3 separate regions of the Homo sapiens genome follow, and all the other regions are linked to region 1. Evidence: chromatin contacts called from ENCODE Hi-C data. All regions are on one chromosome and are shown on one strand. Each heading gives the region's core, a stretch centred on a gene start or an enhancer-like site at or near the end of the contact. The rest is flanking DNA. Distances are from core to core; before and after follow the strand shown. Region 1 holds the start of HSBP1 (heat shock factor binding protein 1). Region 2 holds the start of FBXO31 (F-box protein 31). Region 3 holds the start of BANP (BTG3 associated nuclear protein).

Region 1 (3,130 bases), core at 54-2,553:
CTGAGAACTACTGGGCTGCATTCCCAGACAGTTAAAGGATTCTAAGTCACAGGATGGGATAGGAGGTCAGCACAAGGTACAGGTCATAAAGACCTTGCTGATAAAACAGCTTGCGGTAAAGAAGCCGGCCAAAACCCACCAAAACCAAGATGGCAATAAGAGTGAACCCTGCTTGTCTTCATTGCTACACTCCCATTACCGCTATGACAGTTTACAAATGCCATGGCAACGTCAAGAAGTTACGCTATATAGTCTAAAAAGGGGAGGCATGAATCACCCACCCCTGGTTTAGCATATAATCAAGAAATAACTATAAAAATGAGCAACCAGCAGCCCTCAGGGCTCTGTCTATGGAGTAACCATTCTTTTATTCCTTCATTTTCTTAAACTTGCTTTCACTTTACAGACTCGCCCTGAATTCTTTCTTGCATGAGATCCAAGAACCCCCTCTCTTGGGGTCTGGATCAGGACCCTTTCCCGTAACAGCTCTAACACCTTACAGCCTCTCCCTAGCTAAAGTCAAACTGGAGCTGACCCCTCACATAGCACAGTCCTTAAATGAGATGTGTGAAAGTTTCCAGAACATGCCAGGCCCGCAGTCAAGGACTCTCCTATCCCCTTGCCATGAGACCCAATCCTAAAGACCACCTGTGGGGTTGGAACTTGAGGTTCCAAATCAGCAGTGCCCACCTCCTTCAACACCCAAACCCACAGTCTAACCCTGATGCCGGAAGCCTTCCCCACTCAACAGCAGGCATTGCGTGGAGTGAAAGAAGCCAGGCATGATGGACAGCTTCCTGTCTGAATCCCCTCATATGAACCTGACGGGCACAATGAACCTACTGGGCTAAACTCCAGACGCTGGCCACCTTCATAGGGTGGAGATGACAGAACAGGACAGGAGCCATGGGGCTCCCGGGGCGGGTAGGGGTGGGTCATGTTCCTTGGCTTGGGGGCAGTTACAAGGGTACAGTGGGGCTTGTTGAAGGGCAAAAGTTCTGTAAGTTCGTCCCGACAGGCCAAAGAAACCCCAGAGCCGTCTTTCGACTGACTACAGCCTGGAAGAGAGGCCAAGACCACTCCCTGCCTCTATTGCTCCATTTCTGAGTTGGTCTCACTTTCCACCCCACTGACGGCGCGCTGCGTGAGGGGCGGGGCATAGAGGGAGGGGAGGGGCTATGCGAAAGAAGGCGGGGAGAGTGGGGTGGGGCCGCTCCTTGGAACGGAAGCGCGCGGCCTCGAGGCCCTTCCGGTGCGGGAGAAACTACTACTCCCATAATGCCCCGCGGTCCCGCGAGCTGCCAGTCTCGTCGCGAGAAGCAGCGGCCCGGGGCGACTGAGCGGACAAACGGAAGTGTAGGTTACGGTCTGAGACATCACCGCCAAGCTGGGCATCGGGGAGATGGCCGAGACTGACCCCAAGACCGTGCAGGACCTCACCTCGGTGGTAAGGGACGGCTGTGAGGGCCGGAGGCCGCGGCCTTCCCGGGCGGCGCCGGGCCAAGCCCTGCTGGACAGAGGCGCGCCCACCGCGGCCGCGCGTGGCGTCTGCCGAGGCCCCGTTTCTGGAAGCGTCTCTGGCCGAGGCTCCCGGCCACCTTGACCCCCGGGGCGCTCGGTGCGGGCCAGTCTCCCCGCGGGCGCCCCCAAGCCCGACCCCTTCCAGTAGCCCCATTCATCTGTCGCGAACGCCCTCCGGGTCCCTCCCGCCTACCTCTGACACCCTCCCCGCCCTTCAACTCCTCACACACCCCCGGGTGCCCCAGCCCGGCAGAAACAACCTAAAGACCCTGAGCTTTGAGTCGCAGCGGCCTCCCCAGCCCAGCAGTCTAATTGGACAGGTTGGAAAACGGAAGCCCAGAGAAGGAAGATCTTGCTGAAGGCCGCACAGCTGTCCAGAGGCAGAAATGGGGCTGGAACCCCGGGACCAGGGCTTGCGTCCTGATCCCAGGAAGTTGTCTCAGGATCGATGTGGACCGTGTTTGTTTGTTTCGGTTTTTCTTAGGTGCAGACACTCCTGCAGCAGATGCAAGATAAATTTCAGACCATGTCTGACCAGATCATTGGGAGAAATATCCTTTTTATCTGCAGTCGGCCTCCTGTGGGCCTTTGGAGCCTATTTGCCGGGCAGTGGTGGGGATAAATGAGTAGTTTTCAGGCTAGCTTCAGCCATTCACTTGTAGAATTTGAGCTTGGATTGTACTGTGTTTCTGAGAAGGACTGCGCCGAGAGCTAGGGGCAAAGCTGAGTTAGACTCCTGGCTCAAGGAGCATACGTCTACCAATCCTAATAGCTGGTGTGGTGGACCATGCACTGTGAACTAAGCGCTTTTGTGTGTGTCTTTTGATGCTCAGCATGACCTTATGAGTGGGTTGTAGTGTTATCATCTTTAGCAAATGAATAAATTGAGGTTTAGGGGTTCCATCACTAGTAAGGGTCAGGGCTGGAATCCGATGCGGGGTAGCCATGCCCCACAGTCCTGTACTCTTACCCACCAGCGTGTAACAGTGTCGAAAGAAAATTGGAAGACCAGTTTCCCTAAAGTCGTTGTGTTTAAGGCTGTAGTCTGCAGGGACGGGAGGAAAAAGGCTCAATGAGATGTTGGCACGCGTTGTCTTTAACTTCAGCACTTGATGATATGAGTAGTCGCATTGATGATCTGGAAAAGAATATCGCGGACCTCATGACACAGGCTGGGGTGGAAGAACTGGAAAGTGAAAACAAGATACCTGCCACGCAAAAGAGTTGAAGGTGAGGAAGGGGGCAATTTTTTTTTTCTTTTCTTTTCTTTTTTTTTTTTTTTTTTTTTTTGACACGGAGTTTTGCTCTTGTTGCCCAGGCTGGAGTGCAATGGCACGATCTCGGCTCCCTGCAACCTTTGCCCTCCTGGGTTCAAACGATTGTCCTGCCTCAGCCTCCCGAGTAGCTGGGATTACAGGCTTGTGCCACCACACCCAGCCAATTTTGTATTTTTAGTAGAGACGGGGTTTCTCCATGTTGGTCATGCTGGTCTCGAATTCTGACCTTGAGTGATTTGCCCGCCTCAGCCTCTCAAAGTGCTGGGATTACAGGTGTGAGCCGCCGTGCCCGGTCTTTTTTTTTATTTTGTCTTAAAAGAATAGAGAGAACC
Region 2 (3,159 bases), core at 273-2,772, 3.6 Mb after region 1:
TATATATTGCATTATATCCTTTAGGGAAGAAGGTACACACGACTCAGAGGTTTTTTAAAATGTTAAGAGTGGTTTATTTTTGACTGCTGGGGTCTCTGATGGTATTTACTTTGTTCCTTTTGCTGTTCTGCATCGCTTGGATGTTTTCTAACCTGTCCTTTTTACCTAAATATGAGCTGCTTGAACATCAAAGAGCTGTCAACCTTTAAACAGAGAGAGCCTTGAACTCCAGATTAAATAAACATCTCCTCCTGTGATCTGTTACATCCAATATTGCTGAAGGCAAAAGTCCAGCCCGCACCGCTGTGATCCATCCGTCTCTCTACGCCCCCACCATCAGGAGCCCCCGACACTGGGCTTCCCCTACTCCCGTAATTTTTTTTGTTGCTGTTGTTTGAGACCAAGTCGCACTCTGTCGCCTAGGGTGGAGTGCAATGGCCCAGATGTTGGCTCAGTGCAACCTCCGCCTCCCGGGTTCAAGCCATTCTTCTGCCTCACCCTCCCGAGTAGCTGGGATTACAGGCGCCCGCTACCACGCCCGGCTAATTTTTGTATTTTTGTAAGTAGAGACGGGGTTTTACCATCTTCACCAGGCTGGTCTCGAACTCCTGACCTCAGGTGACCCGCCCGCCTCGGCCTCCCTAAGTGCTGAGATTACAGGCGTGAAACCGCGCCCGGCCTGCTCCCATTTCTTCAAGTTCACCTCGTCTCTGGTCAGGGCCAGCGGGGCACCCTCGGCTCGCCTTCAAGACAGGGGCAGAGGAGGCGGCCCCCAGGCGTCAGCTTAGGCCCCGCGCAGACCTCGAGGGATCCCAGCCCCAGCTCCCGGCACGGCCTCGGCCCCGTGGTGTCCCGTGCCCCGCGTCAGGGCCTCTTCGATGCCTCCCTGACGCCCTCAACCCCTCCCTACCCCGTCTGCCTCTCTTGGACCCCTCGGACCCTCCCTAACCGCCTCAAATACCTCCCTGGCCCCCTCAACGTGGTGTCACCGCGGCCGCTCCCCACCCACACCCAAAACACCACATCGCCGGGCCCCGCGCCCAACTGGTGGCCCCCGGCCGGGGCCACCGCCCCCGCCACTCCCAGCTCCGAGGCCTCCACCTGGCAGGGACCCCCCGCCCCTCCCGGCCCCGCCACCCCCGCGCGCTCACCCTCACGGCAACGCCTCCTCCAGATGGTGTCGGTGTGGAGGATGCGCCGGAACTTCGTGCAGACCTGGGCCAAGCTGGGTAGGTCCGTGCCCGGCAGCGACGCGAAGATCTCCACCAGCAGCTCGGGCGGCAGCTCCAGCAGCGAGCAGCGCGGGGGCGGCGGCGAGGGGCCCGCGCACAAGCCGCCCCCGACCCCGGCGCTAGCCTCGATGCGCTCCTCCTCGGGGTCTGTGTCCGGCTCGCTGTCGGCCGCCGCCGTCTCGGCCGGGCCCCGGCGCTGCTGGCGGCGCCGACATCCGCGCGACGGGCCCACGCCGCAAAGGCGAGCACACACCGCCATGCCGCCCAGTGACGGCCACTGCTGCCGCCTGTGCGCACGCTCCAGCGCGGCCCCGCCCCGCCAGCGCCGAGCCACGCCCCCGCCGCAGAGCTCGCCACGCCCCCTGGAGAGCCTAGCCCCGCCCCTACGTAGAGCTCCGCCCCGGCCGCGCCACCCCCTCCCCGCGGGGCGGCGACCTCAGAGACCCCGCACTGCTGCCCTCCCCTCCAGCGTGAGGGCGCCGCCCGTGACGGGCATGAGAAAAGAAAGTGGTGATGCCGAGTGCAAAACGTTAGACTGCCCCGTGTGAGGCTCGAACTCACGACCTTCAGATTATGAGACTGACGCGCTGCCTACTGCGCTAACGAGGCTGCTCGGCGACCACTTCGCGCCGCGGCTTTTGTGGAGATAGGGGTCGCCCCTCGCGCCCGTGCGTCCCGCTTCCGGCGCCCGAAACTGTGCCGCGCCGGCCGGTGAGTAGAAAGATGCGCCTTACAGCCTCCAAATACAGAGGCAGCAGCCAGAACCCCAAAGGGCGCCTAGAAGCCCTTTTGTCCATTGAAACAACGCGCGTTCCATCGTCTCCGCCTTATGGTAACCAAAAGGCCCGAGCTGCGGAGCTCTGCAGGGACCTTCGGGGATCCCGAGCTCCCTGCGGAAGCCCCGGGGAGGGCTTGGAGGGGCGGCGGCCGGCGCGGCCCAAGAGATCCGGGGATGCGCGCCCGGTCTGGAAAGGGAGGCCCTGCCATGCGGCGCCGCCCAAAGGGCGCCTGTTCCTGCAGCTGCTGGGAGCCGCGCACGCCTGCTCCAGCTGGGCTCCGCCGAGGCCGCTGAGCGGGGTCGTCTCCCAGGTCCGCGGGTGGTGACCGCGAAGGCGTCCTCTCACCTGAGCAGCCGCGCACGTCGCCGTGGGCTCGCCTCGGACCCCATCTCTTGGAGGCCCAGGCGGGAGTATCAATCGAGGCCAGGAGCTCGAGACCGGCCTGGGCAATACAGCGAGACCCTGTCTACAAAACAAAATTTTAGAAAGAGAAGCTGAGACGGGAGGATCGCTTGATCCCAGGAGGCCGAGGCTGTAGTGACCCGTGATGGTGCCACTGCACTTCAGCCTGGGCAACACAGCGTGACCCTGTCTCCAAAACAAACAAAAAACAAAAATAGCCACAAATGGCTGGGCGCGGTGGCTCACGTCTGTAATCCCAGCACTTTGGGAGGCGGAGAAGGGTGCATCACCTGAGGTCAGGAGTTTGAGACCCGCCTGACCAACATGGTGAAACCCTGTCTCTTCAAACAAACAAACAAACAAACCACACAGGCCAGGCGCAGTGGCTCACGCCTGTAATTCTAGCACTTTGGGAGGCCGAGGCGGGTAGATCGGTTAAGCCCAGGAGTCGGAGACCAGCCTACCCACATAGTGAGACGCCCCCATCTCTACAAATAATTTAAAAAATTAGGCCGGGCGCGGTGGCTCACGCCTGTAATCCCAGCACTTTGGGAGGCCGAGGCGGGCAGATCATGAGGTCAGGAGATTGAGACCATCCTGGCTAACACGGTGAAACCCCGTCTCTACTAAAAATACAAAAAATTAGCCAGGTGTGGTGGCAGGTGCCTGTAGTCCCAGCTACTCGGGAGGCTGAGGCAGGAGAATGGTGTGAACCCGGGAGGCAGAGCTTGCAGTGAGCCAAGATC
Region 3 (3,031 bases), core at 505-3,004, 4.1 Mb after region 1:
TAAGGCACTTTTGCCACGAAGTAACCCAGCCACCAGCCTCAGTGGAACCTCCAAGCCTAATTCTGGAGGAGACTTTAACTCGGTAAGGTTGCCCAAGGTCGCATAGCCCATGACTGCGCTGAATCCTGTTTTTATTATTGGCAAAAGGGAGTTGGGCAGGAAATTCAAGGTAAAGCATTTTGTTTTTCTTTCTTTCTTTTTTTTTTTTTTTTTCTTGAGACGGAGTCTCGTTCTGCTGCCCAGGCTGGAGTCCAGTGGCGCCATCTCGGCTCACTGCAAGCTCCGCCTCCCGGGTTCACGCCATTCTCCCGCCTCAGCCTCCCGAGTAGCTGGGACTACAGGCGCCTGCCACCGCGCCGGGCTAATTTTTTGTATTTTTAGTAGAGACGGGGTTTCACCGTGTTAGCCAGGATGGTCTCGATCTCCTGACCTCGTGATCCACCCGCCTCGGCCTCCCAAAGTGCTGGGATTACAGGCGTGAGCCGCCGCGCCCGGCCAGCATTTTCTTTTTCCCAGTGAAAATAGCTGCCTCGCCCTGTGTTTGGGAGCTCAAAGGCATTCTTGCTCATTGCAAATAATTGAGGAAACAGAGGCGAGTATAAAGAAGAAAATGAAAGGCAAGGTAATCCTAGATTAGCAGAGGGAGATAACCAGGAATGACATTTCTGGGAACTGCGCTATGGTTTGGGAATTTTTTCCTGTGATTACCCACAAACGCACATTTGCACATTTATTCTACGTGTGCACATTCACGTCATCACTTTTTTTTTTTTTGAGACAGAGTCTCGCTCTGTCGCCAGGCTGGAGTGCAGTGGCGCGATCTCGGCTCACTGCAACCTCTGACTCGCGGGCTCAAGCGATTCTCCTGCCTCAGCCTCCCGAGTAGTTGGGATTACAAGGCGCCCGCCACCACGCCCGGCATAATTTTGTATTTTTAGTAGAGACAGGGTTTCGCCATGTTGGCCAGGCTGGTCGCGAACCCTTTACCTCAGGTGTTCCGCCCGCCTTGGCCTCCCACAGGGCTGAGATTACAGGCGTGATCCACCGTGCCCGGCCGCCATCACTTATTTATATTATGTGTTACCTATAGGACTTATCTAAGACCATAATCACTGCCGCGTGTGCTAAGTCCCGCGCGCGTGCACTCAGGCCCCTCTGGATAGACACTGGGGACCCCTGACCACTTATGTCAGGGAAAACGCCACCAAGCGCTCCGGAACCTCAGGGCAGGACCCGCCGCAGCAGCAGGTAGGACCCGCTGGGGGCGCACAGCCCACCTGAGACATCGTAACTACAAGTCCCAGCAACCCTTGGTGCGGGGACAGGACGGGCCACCGGAGTCCGGAGAGACTACAAGTCCCGGCAGGCATGGCCCAGACGCAGGGACTACGAGTCCCCGAATGCATGGCTCCCAGCTTGCGCAGGGCACCCTGGGAGGTGTAGTAGTTGAGGGAGCTAATGCGTATTCATTCCGTCTCAAAGAAGATGCAAATTCCTCAGACCGTCCACTGAGGTGATTGTTCTCACGCAGGCCATGGGCGTGGGCGAAAAACGGGGGGAAAAAAGCCCTGGGAAGCCGGTACCGTCGCGGAAGAAGGCCGCCTGCGCATGCTCACCAGGAGGCCGAGCGGGAAAAGCGCGCGCAGCTGGCCTCACTGCCACAGGGGTGCCCCGCCCCCGGGCCCGCGCGCCCAGTGAGCCTGCGCGGAGGGCGGGGGCCGAGCGTCGCGGGGAGGGGCTCGCGGCGCCTGCGCAGAGCGGCGGCTTCTCTCGCGAGGACGGACGCCATTATCGCATCTCCCCGACAAACACCACGAGAATTCCGCAGCCCACACGGTAATTGCAGCTCCCGCAGCCGGTCGCGCCTCCGCCTCCCCCTTCCCGCGGGGCGAGAGCGAGAGCGAGATCTCCCTCCTCCCTCCTCCTCCCGCCCGCCGGGCCGCCCGCGCCGCAGCCCCGCCGCCGCCAACCGCCCGGGCCGGGCGATCGCCCCCCGGGCCCCGCTCCCCGTCCCCGGCCGCGCCCCGGAAGAGGGGCTCCCGCTTCCTCGCTTCCGCACCCCCGGCCCCACCGCGCCCGGCGTCCGTTGAGCCGCGGCTGCCGCAGCCCGGCCCGGGGGCCTCGCGCTCCCGACCTCTGTCCCGGGCCTCGCCCCGCGGGAAGGACCCGGAGCCACGGCGGGGAGACTGGAAAGGCCTAGAACCGCGCCCGGGCTCCTCTGGGGCCCGAAGTCTCCCAAGGGGGTCGCTCCTGCCAGCCAGGCGGGAGCGACAGGCATCGTTTTTGTGCCTCCTCCGTGGCTGTGGACCGGAGCCCCATAGCCCAGGACTTGCACACGCAAGGGGCGCTCTCGGGGACCGCAGACCTCGGCGACGACCCCAGCCCGTCCCCCGAGGGGCCCCGATGAACGAGGACCTCGGGGTGCCCCCTCCCCAGCACGTTTGTGCGATTTCTGTGATCTAGTCCTTAAGGAAGGTGGCCGTTTTCTTTTTCCCCCCTAGGATGCAGAAAGTAGATGACATTCCATCCACACTGTGTGAGCAAATTGGAGAGATTGCCTTGATAGAGGACTGATGTTTTTCACTGATGAGATGGTAGGGGTTGTCTTGCTATTGGAGAAATACATCATCCCTGAAGAACTGTGAGCAAGTGGAGCGAGTGTGGGCTTTGAAGGGTAGCGAGCTTGCACCCTGACCGGGGAGGGCCCGGGTCACACAGTTGTTGATGTGGAACAGGTAATTGCCCTGTTTGGAGTTGCCTGTTCTGCCCAGGAATGTACTCCAGGGCCTGATGGCGATGCTGGAACTCGCACTACAGTAAATAATTGATAAGAGGAGGCAGTTGTAGGGTTCACTTTTAGCTGGAAGTTCTTAGGGGACAGAAAAATAACTTGGAGTAGTGAGTGGTTCTGAGTAAGCTCAGGAAACGTCAAATAAAAACTGGATCTGGTCATTTAACACGCAGCTCGCAGATATCCAGTGCTAGAAGAAAACACCAAAACGCGGTAAAATTCTGTATGTGGGTCCACTTC

The links. Hi-C counts contacts between places; a loop is a spot of excess contacts on that map. Pooled maps may share reads with other maps.
Region 2: a loop to region 1 is called in a pooled map, with 14 times the contacts of the local background. The contact joins the promoter of FBXO31 here to the promoter of HSBP1 in region 1. A Hi-C loop is called at or near these places in 2 of 37 single-sample maps with no recorded cell type and 9 of 50 pooled maps.
Region 3: a loop to region 1 is called in a map of CD8-positive, alpha-beta T cell, with 26 times the contacts of the local background. The contact joins the promoter of BANP here to the promoter of HSBP1 in region 1. A Hi-C loop is called at or near these places in 2 of 168 maps with a recorded cell type or tissue (CD4-positive, alpha-beta T cell and CD8-positive, alpha-beta T cell), 1 of 37 single-sample maps with no recorded cell type and 6 of 50 pooled maps.

Annotation. Positions count from the first base shown.
Region 1 is chr16:83,806,675-83,809,804 of GRCh38, forward strand. It overlaps HSBP1 (heat shock factor binding protein 1), which reads left to right and starts at 1,304. Exons shown (of 4, transcript NM_001537.4): 1 at 1,304-1,447; 2 at 2,006-2,072; 3 at 2,631-2,751. The coding sequence starts at 1,403. The coding sequence ends at 2,749. RefSeq lists an enhancer at 1,098-1,599 and silencers at 1,257-1,433, 1,451-1,740.
Region 2 is chr16:87,382,254-87,385,412 of GRCh38, forward strand. It overlaps FBXO31 (F-box protein 31), which reads right to left and starts at 1,523. Exons shown (of 9, transcript NM_024735.5): 1 at 1,152-1,523. The coding sequence starts at 1,491. TRM-CAT6-1 (tRNA-Met (anticodon CAT) 6-1) reads right to left here and starts at 1,841; the gene lies at 1,769-1,841. LOC124903747 (a long non-coding RNA gene) reads left to right here and starts at 1,680. Exons shown (of 2, transcript XR_007065168.1): 1 at 1,680-1,943. RefSeq lists silencers at 879-1,118, 1,259-1,918 and enhancers at 1,326-1,979, 1,980-2,631.
Region 3 is chr16:87,949,680-87,952,710 of GRCh38, forward strand. It overlaps BANP (BTG3 associated nuclear protein), which reads left to right and starts at 1,755. Exons shown (of 14, transcript NM_001386991.1): 1 at 1,755-1,836. RefSeq lists enhancers at 1,111-1,420, 1,680-2,322 and silencers at 1,611-1,910, 1,921-2,040, 2,071-2,130, 2,151-2,250.